2 separate regions of the Homo sapiens genome follow, and region 1 is linked to region 2. Evidence: chromatin contacts called from ENCODE Hi-C or POLR2A ChIA-PET data. All regions are on one chromosome and are shown on one strand. The core of a region is the stretch at or near the end of the contact, and the rest is flanking DNA. Distances in the headings are between cores, read along the strand shown.

Region 1 (5,386 bases), core at 923-3,422, 230 kb before region 2:
CTTAGCATTTTATCTATGTTTTTGTGTGTCCTCTTTGGTACCAGTTTTTTTTTTTTTTTAAGACGGAGTTTCACTCTTGTTGCCAAGGCTGGAGTGCAATGATGCGATCTCGGCTCACTGCAACCTCCGCCTCCTGGGTTCAAGTGATTCTCCTGTCTCAGCCTCCTGAATAGATGGGATTACAGGTGCCTGACACACGCCTGGCTAATTTTTGTATTTTTAGTAGAGACAGGGTTTCACCATGTTAGCCAGGCTGGTCTCGAACACCTGACCTCAGGTGATCCACCCGCAGGCCTCCCAAAGTGCTGGGATTACAGGCATGAACCACCGCACCTGATATATAGTTCTGTGAGTTGTTTTTTTTTTCCAAGACGGAATCTCGCTCTGTCGTCCAGGCTGGAGTGCAGTAGTGCAGTGTTGGCTCACTGCAACCTCCGCCTCCCAGGTTCAAGCAGTTCTCTGCCTCTTGAGTAGCTGGGATTACAGAGGCCCGCCACCACATCCAGCTAATGTTTTTTTGAAAAAATTTTTTTTTGAGACGGAGTCTTGCTCTGTCACCCAGGCTGGAGTGCAGTGGTGCAACCTTGGCTCACTGTAGTTTCCGCCTCCCAGGTTCAAGCGATTCTCCTGCCTCAGCCTCCTGAGTAGCTGGGATTACAGGTGTGTGCCACCACGCCCGGCTAATTTTTATATATTTAGTAGAGACAGGGTTTCACCATGTTGATCAGGCTGGTCTCGAACTCCTGACCTCGTGATCTGCTCGGCTCTGCCTTCCAAAGTGCTGGGATTACAGGTGTGAGCCACTGCGCCCGGCCAGCTAATATTTTTGTATTTTTAGTAGAGATAAGGTTTCACCATCTTGGTCAGGCTGGTCTTGAACTCCTGACCTCGTAATCCACCTACCTCGTCCTCCCAAAGTGCTGGGATTACAGGCGTGAGCCACTGCGCTTGGCCTGGTTCTATGAGTTTTGACAAACACATTGAGTCATGTCACCACCCCACAAGATGGATCTAGGAAACCCATTCCATCACCCCAGAAACTCTGCTGTGTCCTTTATAGTAAATGCCACCCCACATCTCCAGTGCCTGGCAACCGTGGATCAGGGTCTGTCTTTTGGTTTTGCTTTTTCAAGCAAATCATATAAATAGAATTATGGGGTAAACAGGCTTTAAGAGTGTGAGTGTGTGTGTGTGTGTGTGTGCGCGCGCGCGCACGCGTGCATGTGTTGAGTCTGGCTTCTTGCACTTGGCATGAAGCCTTTGAGGTTCACCCGTTGTTGCAAGTAACAGTTCATTACCATTTGTTGCTGTGTAGTGTCCCACTGAGCGGATGATCTGTGTTTGTTTATCCAGTCATCCGTTGAAGGACATTTGAGTTGTTTCCAGTTCGAGGCAACAGCGTTGGTGACCAGTGGCCTGGAGCTTATTCACATGGCCTAATGGGGCTCAGCCCACATGCCTCTGCACCTCTACAAGTGTTACTTATTGCTTGCAGAAGGTGACTGACTGTTGGAAACTGTGATCACTGATAGTCTGTCCTGGCTAGAGAGGTTTTGGCACCTAGCGGGGTGCTAGTTGTCTCAGCTGGTGTCTTTGCTGGTGGAGGGGCCAGGGACAGAGGTGCCCTCCACAGGGTCTGTGCTGGCAGGACCGATGGGCAGTTTGGGTTGACTCCGCAGTTGACTCCATGGTGGAGTCAACCATTCAGGGCCTGAGCTCCTTTCTCCTCTGCACTGGACCCAGCCTCTGGATTCCAGGGAATGCATTGGTTTGTGTTCCTTGCTTAGTCGTTCACTCAATAAATCTCTGTGCCTTGTTTGTGCCAGGCACTGGGGGTGCTGAGGAGGCAGGGTTAGGTCCTTGGGCGGATGCTGATGACACATGGGGAGTGTGAGTGTGTGTGTGTATGTGTGTGTGCGCACACACACGTGGGGATCAGGCCGTGAAGAATAAGTGTGGGAGCCCAGGACTCTAGCTGGGCTCTATTCAGGAGGCAGACATTCAAGAGGCTTTGTGAGGAGGTGACACTGGCGGCCCCAGGATGTGCGGCAGTGGGGACTGAAGAGGAGGAGGAGGAGGGAGATGCAGGGTGGCAGCTGCAGCGCAAGCCATGGCCCCACACACAGTTGAGGAAGGGCCCTTGGGCCAGGAGGAAGTGAGCCCGTGGCAGTGTTGAAAGCAGCTGGCGCAAGGCTCTGGGCCCTCCCAGCAAGGCTCATCTCAGGTGGTGGTGCCCACGCTCAAAGGGCAGAATGCGGGTTCTGCCTCCACGGGTCCCCCTGTGCTGCTGGTTCACACGCTGACCACCCCTGGAATATCAGGGTTCAGAAGGACAGAGGGGTTCCACCGCGTCGTTTTCCACACCTCCTCCATGAAGCCACATTCTTATTGGACCCTGGGGTTCCAGGGTCCAGATACCATTGCTAATGGCTAGGAGAAGGGAAAACTGCGAATGCACAACCCCCACCAGGGGGTCCTGTTTCTGTCCGCCTTGCTGTTCCTGGGCAGAGGGGCAGGACTAGTTTATCTTGATGACCCTGTGTTAGGACCAACTAAGGGATCTGTGCTGGGGTCCCCAAGATGACCCAGAGCAACTTGCTGGGGGACTCACGGCCAAGATGTTAACTGCGGTGAAGGGACACAGGCAAACTCAGCCCTGGGAATGAGTACATGAGGGCGCCTGGAGGAAGCAGGCGCATCCTCTTCCTGTGGACTCGCAGGGGCCACGCTGCCCTCCTCCAGTTGTGACAGCACGAGTGGCATGCTGTCTGCGAGGAGACTTGCTCAGCGCCCAGGGTTTTCACTAGGCTGCTCACCTAGGCAGCCTCTGCCCAGCATGGACCAAAATTCCAGATTTGGGGGGCAAAGCAGGCATTCAGCACAAACTGCATTGGTTGCAGAAACAGTTTAGATGCAGTGAGCCCCTCTTACTGGACAGTGAATGCTGGGAGCCCTCCCAAAATGCAGCTTCCCAGACACCAGCCGAGGCCTAGCCTTGCAAGCAGGCCTTCCAAGGAGAGCAGCCAGGCCTCCTGTGTCACTTTTCTGCACGCTATCCTAACTGATGAGACATTCTAGTCCAGTTGAGATTTTGACATTTCTCATTCACTCACTGGGCGTCTGCCCTGTATCAGGTCTCGTGGGGGCCCTGGGGATATAGCAGGGAAGAAACAGTCCTGCCCTCTTGGAGTTGATGGGGAGGTTGAGCCAGGATGAACATGGGAATGACTGAATAATCCGACAAGGCATAGGCAGTGTTGGCAGAGAACTCCTGGTGACCCAGTAGTGAATACAGGAGACTGGACAGACACTATGAATTGACATCTAATGAGGGACCTCAACAGTTGAGTGACGTTGAGCCACATGGGAATAACAGGAAAAATAAAAACCTGGGGGAAGCTGGTCCTGGCCCTGTAGGGGAGAGCTTGGCTGCTCATTGCACTGAAACGAGGCTGGGTGGTTGGGGTGGAGGAGTCGGGATCGTGGGAGGAAATGAAGCTGCCAGGAAGCTACCCAGTCGTCCCCAGATACCTAGACACCCAGACACCCACCCCTGCTCTTAGGCCCTAAGGGTCATGGTCAGGAGTTGAGATCAGAGGCCCTTAAAATCCAAACATGACAGGGGAATATGATTCAGCCATAAAAAACAGAGTGACATACTGATAGATGTAGCAGTGTTGTAGATAGATGCACTTTGCTAAGTGAAAGCGCCCATCGCACACAGCGCATGAGTCTGTTCGCAGGAGCTGTCCAGCAGGGGCAGGTCCGCAGAGACGGAAAGCAGAGTGGCTGCCGGGGGCTGGGGGTAGAGGGTGGGGAGCGATTGCTTAGTGTGTACAGGGTCTCTTTTGGGGGTGATGAAAATGTGCTGGAACTATATAGAGGTGGCGGTTACATAACATTGTTAATGTGCCAAATGCCACTGCATCGTTCACTTTGTTTTGTTTTTGTTTTTTGAGATGGAGTCTGGCTCTGTCGCTCAGGCTGGAGTGCAGTAGTGTGATCTCGGCTCACTGGAACCTCCGCCTCCCAGGTTCAAGCGATTCTTCTGCCTCAGCCTCCTGAGTAGCTGGGATTACAGGTGCCCACCACCATGCCCGGCTATTTTTTTTGTATTTTTAGTAGAGATGGGGTTTCACCATGTTGGCCAGGCTGGCCTCAAACTCCTGACCTCAGGTGATCTGCCCACCTCAGCCTGCCAAAGTGCTGGGATTACAAGCATGAGCCACCACGTCTGGCATTATTTATTTATTTTTGAGACAGAGTCTCCTCTGTTGTCCATGCTGGGGTGCAGTGGTGCGATCTTGGCTCACTGCAGCTTCTGCCTCCCATGTTCAAGTGATTCTCCTGCTTCAGCCTCCCGAGTAGCTGAGACTACAGGCGTGCACTACCATGCCTGGCTAATTTTTGTATTTTTAGTAGAGATGGGGTTTTGCCATGTTGGCCAGACTGGTCTTGAACTCCTGGCCTCAAGTGATCCACCCACCTCGGCCTCCCAAAGTGCTGGGATTACAGATGTGAGTCCCTGCGCCCAGCTGAATCGTTCACTTTAAATGGTTAAACAGTATGCTTTGTTATGTGTATTTTGCCATAGAGCAGGAATGGCCCCCCCTCTACCAGCTGGTCCCCGAGAGTGGAGCAGAGAGGTGGCTGATGATGATTTTTGTTACAGAGCCATTGTGGTCTTTATGCCTTTAGATCTCAAGGTCCTTGTATTATGGACTTTTCCTCATAAACTTCAGCTCTCAGACCTGGAGAGGTCCGTTTCCATCCTGACCCCGTCCACACCTTCTTTTGTTCTTTCACACCCGCAGATGTTGGCCGATGATGCAGAAGCAGGTGCCGAGGATGAGAAGGAGGTGGAGGAACTGAAGAAGCAGGGCATCAACCCCCTGCCCAAACCGCCCCCTGGTGTGGGCCTCCTGCCCACCCCTCCTCGGCCCCCTGGCCCGCAGGCTCCAACCTCTCCCAACGGCAGGCCCATGCAGGGTGGCCCCCCGCCCCCGCCCCCTCCCCCTCCCCCACCGCCCGGGCCCCCTCAGATGCCCATGCCGGTGCATGAGCCACTGTCCCCGCAGCAGCTGCAGCAGCAGGACATGTACAACAAGAAGATCCCCTCCTTGTTTGAGATCGTGGTGCGGCCCACGGGACAGCTGGCTGAGAAGCTGGGTGTGAGGTGAGTGCCCTGGACCCCCGTGACAGGCAGTGGGCGCTGTCCTGGGCCCAGCCAGGCTCCTCTTGTTAGGGCAAGCCTGGCTGTGGGAGAGTCCTGCCTCTCTCCCCAGCTGTGGGAGTCCTGGTCTGGGGCCCATGACCTTCGGCTCTGCAGCCCTCCGCCTCTCCTCTGGGGTGTGGCCACTGCCCTCCTCGGCAGCTTCCGTCACAG
Region 2 (5,824 bases), core at 3,325-5,824:
GTCTCGAACTCCTGACCTTGTAATCCACCCTCCTCGGCCTTCCAAAGTGCTGGGATTACAGGCATGAGCCACTGCGCCTGGCCTTTTTTGCCTTTTTTTTTTTTTTTTTCTGAAATGGAGTCTGTCTCAGTCACCCAGGCTGGAGTGCAATGGGGGCAATCTTGGCTCACTGCAACCTCCTCCAGGGTTCAAGCTATTCTCTGCCTCAGCCTCCCTAGGAGCTGGGATTACAGGTGCTCGCCACCACGCCTGGCTAATTTTTGTATTTTTAGTAGAGATGGGGTTTCACCATGTTGGTCAGACTGGTCTTGACCTCCTGATCTCAAGTGATCCACCCGCCTTGGCCTCCCAAAGTGCTGGGATTACAGGCGTGAGCCACCATGCCTGTCCCTCTTTAAAAAATTTTTTTTGAAACAGGAGCTCATTCTGTCACCCAGGCGGGAGTGCAGTGGCACGAACATGGCTCACAGCAGCCTTGACTTCCTATGTTCAAGCTACCCTCCCACCTCAGCCTCCTGAGTAGCTGGGACTACAGGCTTGTGCACTACCAAGCCCAGCTAATATTTGTATTTTTGGTAGCGATGGGGTCTCACCATGTTGCCCAGGCTGGTCTCAAACTCTTGAGCTCAAGTGATCTGCCTGCTTCGGCCTCCCAAAGTGCTGGGATTACAGGCATGAGCCACTGCGCCCAGCCAGGATGCAGGTTTAAATGGTTTGGTTAGGATGGCATTGCTGAAAAGGTGACATTGGAGCCAAGACCTGAAGGACTTGACGGGGAGGAAGGAGCCAATGTCTGAGAGGAACATTTCAAGCCAAGGGAACAGCAAGTGTAAAGTCCCTGGGGCAGGAGAATACTTAGGGCGTTCCAGGGATAGCAGGAATGCAGCCAGGAAGGGGAGGAGATGAAAGAGAGAAGATAACAGGGTAATCTCTTGGTGCAGGGCTGCAGGGAAGACTTGGGCTCTTACTATGAGTCAGATGGGAGCCGTAGAAAAGTTGTTTTTGCCGGCCGGGCGCGGTGGCTCACTCCTGTAATCCCAGCACTTTGGGAGGCCAAGGTGGGTGGATCACAAGGTCAGGAGACCAGCCTGACCAACATGATGAAATCTCGTCTCTACTAAAAATACAAAAATTAGCCGGGCCTGGTCGTGGGTGCCTGTAGTCCCAGCTACTCGGGAGGCTGAAGCAGGAGAATCGCTTGAATCCAGGAGGCAGAGGTTGCAGTGAGCCGAGATCGTGCCATTGCACTCCAGCCTGGGCAACAGAACAAGACTCCTCTCAAAAAAAAAAGAAAGGTTGTTTTTGTTTTTTGGTGTTTTTTAGAGACACGGTCTTGCTCTGTCTCCCAGGCTAGAGTACAGTGGTGCAATTACAGCTCACTGTACCCTCCCAGGCTCAAGCAAGCCTCCCACCTCAGCTTGCCAAGTGGCTGGGACTACAGGCATGCACCTCCATGCCCATCTAATTTTTAAATTTTTTTTTCTTTTCAGGTGGGTTCTCACTCTGTTACCTAGGCTAGAGTGCAGTGGTGCGATCTCAGCTCACTGCAACCTCTGCCTCTCGGGGTCAAGCAATTCTCCCACCTCAGCCTCCCGAGTAGCTGGGACCATTGGCATGTGCCACCAATGCCGTACTAATTTTTGTATTTTTGGTAGAGACAGGGTTTCGCCATGTTGCCCAGGCTGGTCTCGAACTCCTGAGCTCCAGCGATCCGCCCACCGCAGCTTCCCAAAGTCCTAGGATTACAGCCATGAGTGACCACGCCTGGCTAATTTTTAAATTTTTCGTAGAGATGGGGTATTGCTATGTTGTCCAGGCTGGTCTTGAACCATGGAGGGTTTTGAGCAGAGCATGGCCATTGGCCGACTTGAGGCTGCGCTATAGGGCAAGAGCATAGAGGAGACTGCTCGGAGAGAGGTGGCTGCAGTGGTCCAGGTGGGAGATGCTGGTGACCGGACCAGCATGGAAGCCGTCGGTGTGGCCAGGAGCGTTTTGGAGGTGGACCCAGCTGAATGGCCAAGAATTGGATGTGGAATGTGAGAGAAAGCAGAGCCAGGGCGACAATTAGATTTCCCACTTGAGCCCCCGGGTAGGATGGAGCTGTCATTATCTGATATGGGCAGATGGGAAGGGCAGGCGGAGGTGAAGATCAGGAGGGAAGTGTTGGGGGTCTGGCCCCGAGTATCGTCCACATCCCAGCAGAGATGTCCAGGAAGAAGTGACGAGTCAGGGTTCTTGGAGAGAGCTGGGTAGGATATGGAAACGGCATTTCTGCACATAGAGGGAAACCGAGGCCAAGGAGCTCACCGGGGAAGTGAGGATAGACCGAGGAGAGCACCAGAGGGCCACGTCTGCAGGCAGAGAGATGAGGGAGAGGAGAACCAAGAGATTGGGTGTCCCAGCAGCCAGGAGGGGGACAGGGTTGGACTTACCTCTCCAGGAGGAGGTCACTGGTGGTGTCACCAAGAGCAGCAGGTGGGAAGGGGGAGAGGAACTGGGTGTCGGGTGTTCTGGCTGTGTGGGCACCTTGCTGCTAATGTAGTGGCTGGTCCTGTGCTGAGGGCTGGGGCGCGGGAGGGGTCAGTGAGGCCCAATGATACAGGGGCAGCCGGAAAGTCCGGCTGGGCAAATGAGAATGTTACAGAGGAGGCTGACCCTCAGGTCTTGAGTTCCTCCATGCCTCCAGGATCCAGGCCCGCCCATTCATTCAGTTGTTCCTTTGTGCATGTATTCACCTAATGTTTCTGTGTGCCTCCTCTGTGATCAGCCCAGTGCTAGGTTCACAGCAGCACTGAGACAGCCTTGTGCTGCTTTGGGACTCATAGCCCAGGAAGGAACACAAGCCTGTCCTAGACAGTGACAACCACAGTAGGCAGGGCTGGGATCGAGGAGCCTGGCTGGGGGAGGGCACCTGACCCAGCCTGGGGGTCTGGAGGGCTTCCTGGAGGGGACTTGTGAGTGAAGATCAAAGGGAGGAGTAGGCAACTGGAAGATGCGGGCTATCCCTCTTGTTATTATTATTATTATTTGAGACAGGGTCTCACTCTGTGCCCCAGGCCGGAGTGCAGTGGTGCAATCATAGCTCACTGCAGCCTCCGCCTCCCAGGCTCAAGGGATCCTCCCACCTCAGACTCCTGAGTAGCTGGGACTACAGGGACCTGCCACCACGCCCAACTAATTTTTTGTATGTTTTATAGAGATGGGTCTTGATATGTTGCCTAAACTGCTCTTGAACTCCTGAGATCAAGCCTTGGCCTCCCAAAGTGCTGGGATGATAGGCATGAGGCCCGGCACCTGGCCGTCGTCCAATCTCTGTCTGACTCGCACTGTCCCGCCTCCCGCTTTCCTTTATTAGCAGCCCAGTGAGGACATTGGTCCCGCCTGAACCATCCAGGATTATCGCCCCATCTCATGCTTCTTAACTTCGTCACAAGTTGAGACTGCAGAGTCCCTTTTTGCCATATAAGGTCCCATATTCACAGGGTGTGGGATTAGGATGTGGATGTCTTTGGGGGCCATTACCTGTGCCAGCCCTTTGCAGGGCAACATGGAGGACACAGTGTGACAGCTCCAGCTTCCCCCACAGGCTCAGTCCAATGGGGAGACAGACCCATCCCCAGACAGTGGCGACCAGCAGTGGTCAGGCTGGGGCAGGGCAGGGGTGGGGCAGTGGCGTGGGATGTTCAGAGGGGACACCTGCCCCAGCCTGCAGGATGAGAGAATGTGCTTCTCTGAGAGAATGTAGCTGGAGGAGAGATGGGGGTCTGCAGCAGATCCCTGAGAAGCCTCGAAATTTAAAACAGGAAGGGAGGCTGGAAAGATGGAGCAGTAGCTGGAGGCGGAGGAGGGTGAGAGCCAGAAAAGCTGGATTGCAAGAAGAGAGGAGCACTGATGATCAGTGTCAGCTCATTTACCCGTGGATTACATGTAGGCCTTACTGTAATCACACCAGAAAACATACTCAGGCTGGGCTCACGCCTGTAATCCCAGCACTTTGGGAGGCAGAGGCAGGTGGATCATCTGAGGTCAGGAGTTGGAGACCAGCCTGGCCAACATGGTAAAACCTCATCTCTACTAAAAATACAAAAATTAGCCAGGCGTGGTGGTGCACACCTGTATTCCTAGCTACTCAGGAGGCTGAGGCAGGAGAATTGCTTGAACCTGGGAGGCAGAGGTTGCAGTGAGCCAAGATTGCGCCGCTGCACTCTGGCCTGGGCGACAGAGTGAGACTGTCTCAAAAAAACCAAAAAACAAAAAAAACCCTGAAAACATGCTTGGAGTATAGCAATGAACAAGAGATTGAGCTGAAAAAATGAGTAAAAAGCTATTAGCTGGGTGTGGTGGCGCGCCTGTAATCCCAGCTACTCGGGAGACTGAGGCAGGAGAATCGCTTGAACCCAAGAGGCAGAGATTGCAGTGAGCCGAGATCGAGCCACTGCTCTCCAGCCTGGGCGTCAGAGCCAGACTCAAAAAAAAAAAAAAAAAAAAATGCCGAAGACTGATGCTGGCACTCATAGCTGTCAGCAGGTGGCGACACAGGCACACCCCAGACCTAGAGCTGCTGTTTTTTTGTGTTTTTTGAGACAGGGTCTCCCGGGCTGGAGTGCAGTGATGGGAACGTGGCTCACAGCAGCTTTGACCTCCCAGGCTCAGGTCATCTCCCCACCTCAGCCTCCCGAGTAGCTGGGACCACAGGTACACGCCACCATACCCAGCTAAGTTTTGTACTTTTGTATAGATGGGGTTTCACCATGTTGCCCAAGCTGGCCTGAAACTCCTGGGCTCAAGTGATCCTCTCGCCCGGCCTCCTGGAGTGCTGGGATTTTTTTTTTTTTTTTTTTTGTAATGAACCTGACATTGAGAACATATAGAACTGAACTGGATTTTCAGGTTTTGGCCAAAGACATTGTACTTTGCAACCCAGTATGCATATATATCTGTCTTTGTCTACTTAACACGCGCATAAAATGAGAATCCATGTCCCTGATCCTGGCATGTTTGTTCACGGTGTGTGTCTGTGTTACTATTGCTAACTGTGTATATCGCATTTCAGTGAGGGCAGGACAAGGACCCAGGATCGTCTTGGTGGCAGTGGTAACCCTCCTCCCCACACTGCCTATCACAGGCCTGGCATAGAGTAGCTGCTCAGGAAGTATTTGTTAAATAATTGAGTTAATTAATTCCAGGCTAAGGGATGTGACTGTCTCCAGAGGTAGCAGGAAGTCACAGAAGGGAGTGGCAAGGTTGCATGGACACTATTGAACACGTCAGGCTCCCGCCCAGCCCCGGGCTTTTGCTATCTGCTTAGAACATTCCTGCCTATCCTCCAGCTCTCAGCTCCGATACCCCCTCCTCCAGGAAGCCCTCCTGACTCTCCAGGATCAGAGGGGGTTAGGCACCCTCTTTGGGCTCTCACAGCCCATCCTGTCCATTCTGGGGATGCCTGCCCCCGCTGCACTGTGAGCAGGGTTAGGGCTGTCTCGGTCACTGCTGTGACCCCAGCACAGGGCCAGGCACAGAGCTGGGCCTCGGGACCACGTATGGAGTGAAGGAGTGAATGTTTTGGCCCCACTCTGTCTGGCACGTTAGGTCCTGGCAATCTCCGTTGCTGACAGCCTCTCTGTTCTGCAGTTCCGGAACTTTAAGATCATTTACCGCCGCTATGCTGGCCTCTACTTCTGCATCTGTGTGGATGTCAATGACAACAACCTGGCTTACCTGGAGGCCATTCACAACTTCGTGGAGGTACGGCGGGAGAGGGATGTAAGGTGGGGAGGCGGGTGGGCAGCCCTGGAGTGGCCCCCAAGGCCTGGGAACCCTCCCT

The links. A loop is a pair of places that touch in the nucleus more often than their neighbours do. ChIA-PET counts read pairs that join two places held with the same protein, here RNA polymerase II (POLR2A). Pooled maps may share reads with other maps.
Region 1: POLR2A ChIA-PET joins it to region 2 with 12 read pairs in naive thymus-derived CD4-positive, alpha-beta T cell. The contact joins two enhancer-like sites. A Hi-C loop is called at or near these places in 1 of 168 maps with a recorded cell type or tissue (mammary epithelial cell) and 7 of 50 pooled maps. POLR2A ChIA-PET finds 5 or more read pairs at or near these places in 3 of 52 experiments (BJ, HEK293 and naive thymus-derived CD4-positive, alpha-beta T cell).

The regions. Positions count from the first base shown.
Region 1 is chr19:47,072,142-47,077,527 of GRCh38, reverse strand. ZC3H4 (zinc finger CCCH-type containing 4) reads left to right here. Exons shown (of 15, transcript NM_015168.2): 12 at 4,815-5,176. Among named protein-coding and RNA genes, the nearest start is that of TMEM160, 26 kb to the right of the region's middle. Within about 2 kb of position 2,172, at least 3 of the 41 ENCODE cell types and tissues checked have a DNase peak (open chromatin) inside an H3K27ac peak, as active enhancers do.
Region 2 is chr19:46,839,386-46,845,209 of GRCh38, reverse strand. It overlaps AP2S1 (adaptor related protein complex 2 subunit sigma 1), which reads left to right. Exons shown (of 5, transcript NM_004069.6): 3 at 5,632-5,745. Among named protein-coding and RNA genes, the nearest start is that of AP2S1, 8.5 kb to the left of the region's middle. Within about 2 kb of position 4,574, at least 14 of the 41 ENCODE cell types and tissues checked have a DNase peak (open chromatin) inside an H3K27ac peak, as active enhancers do.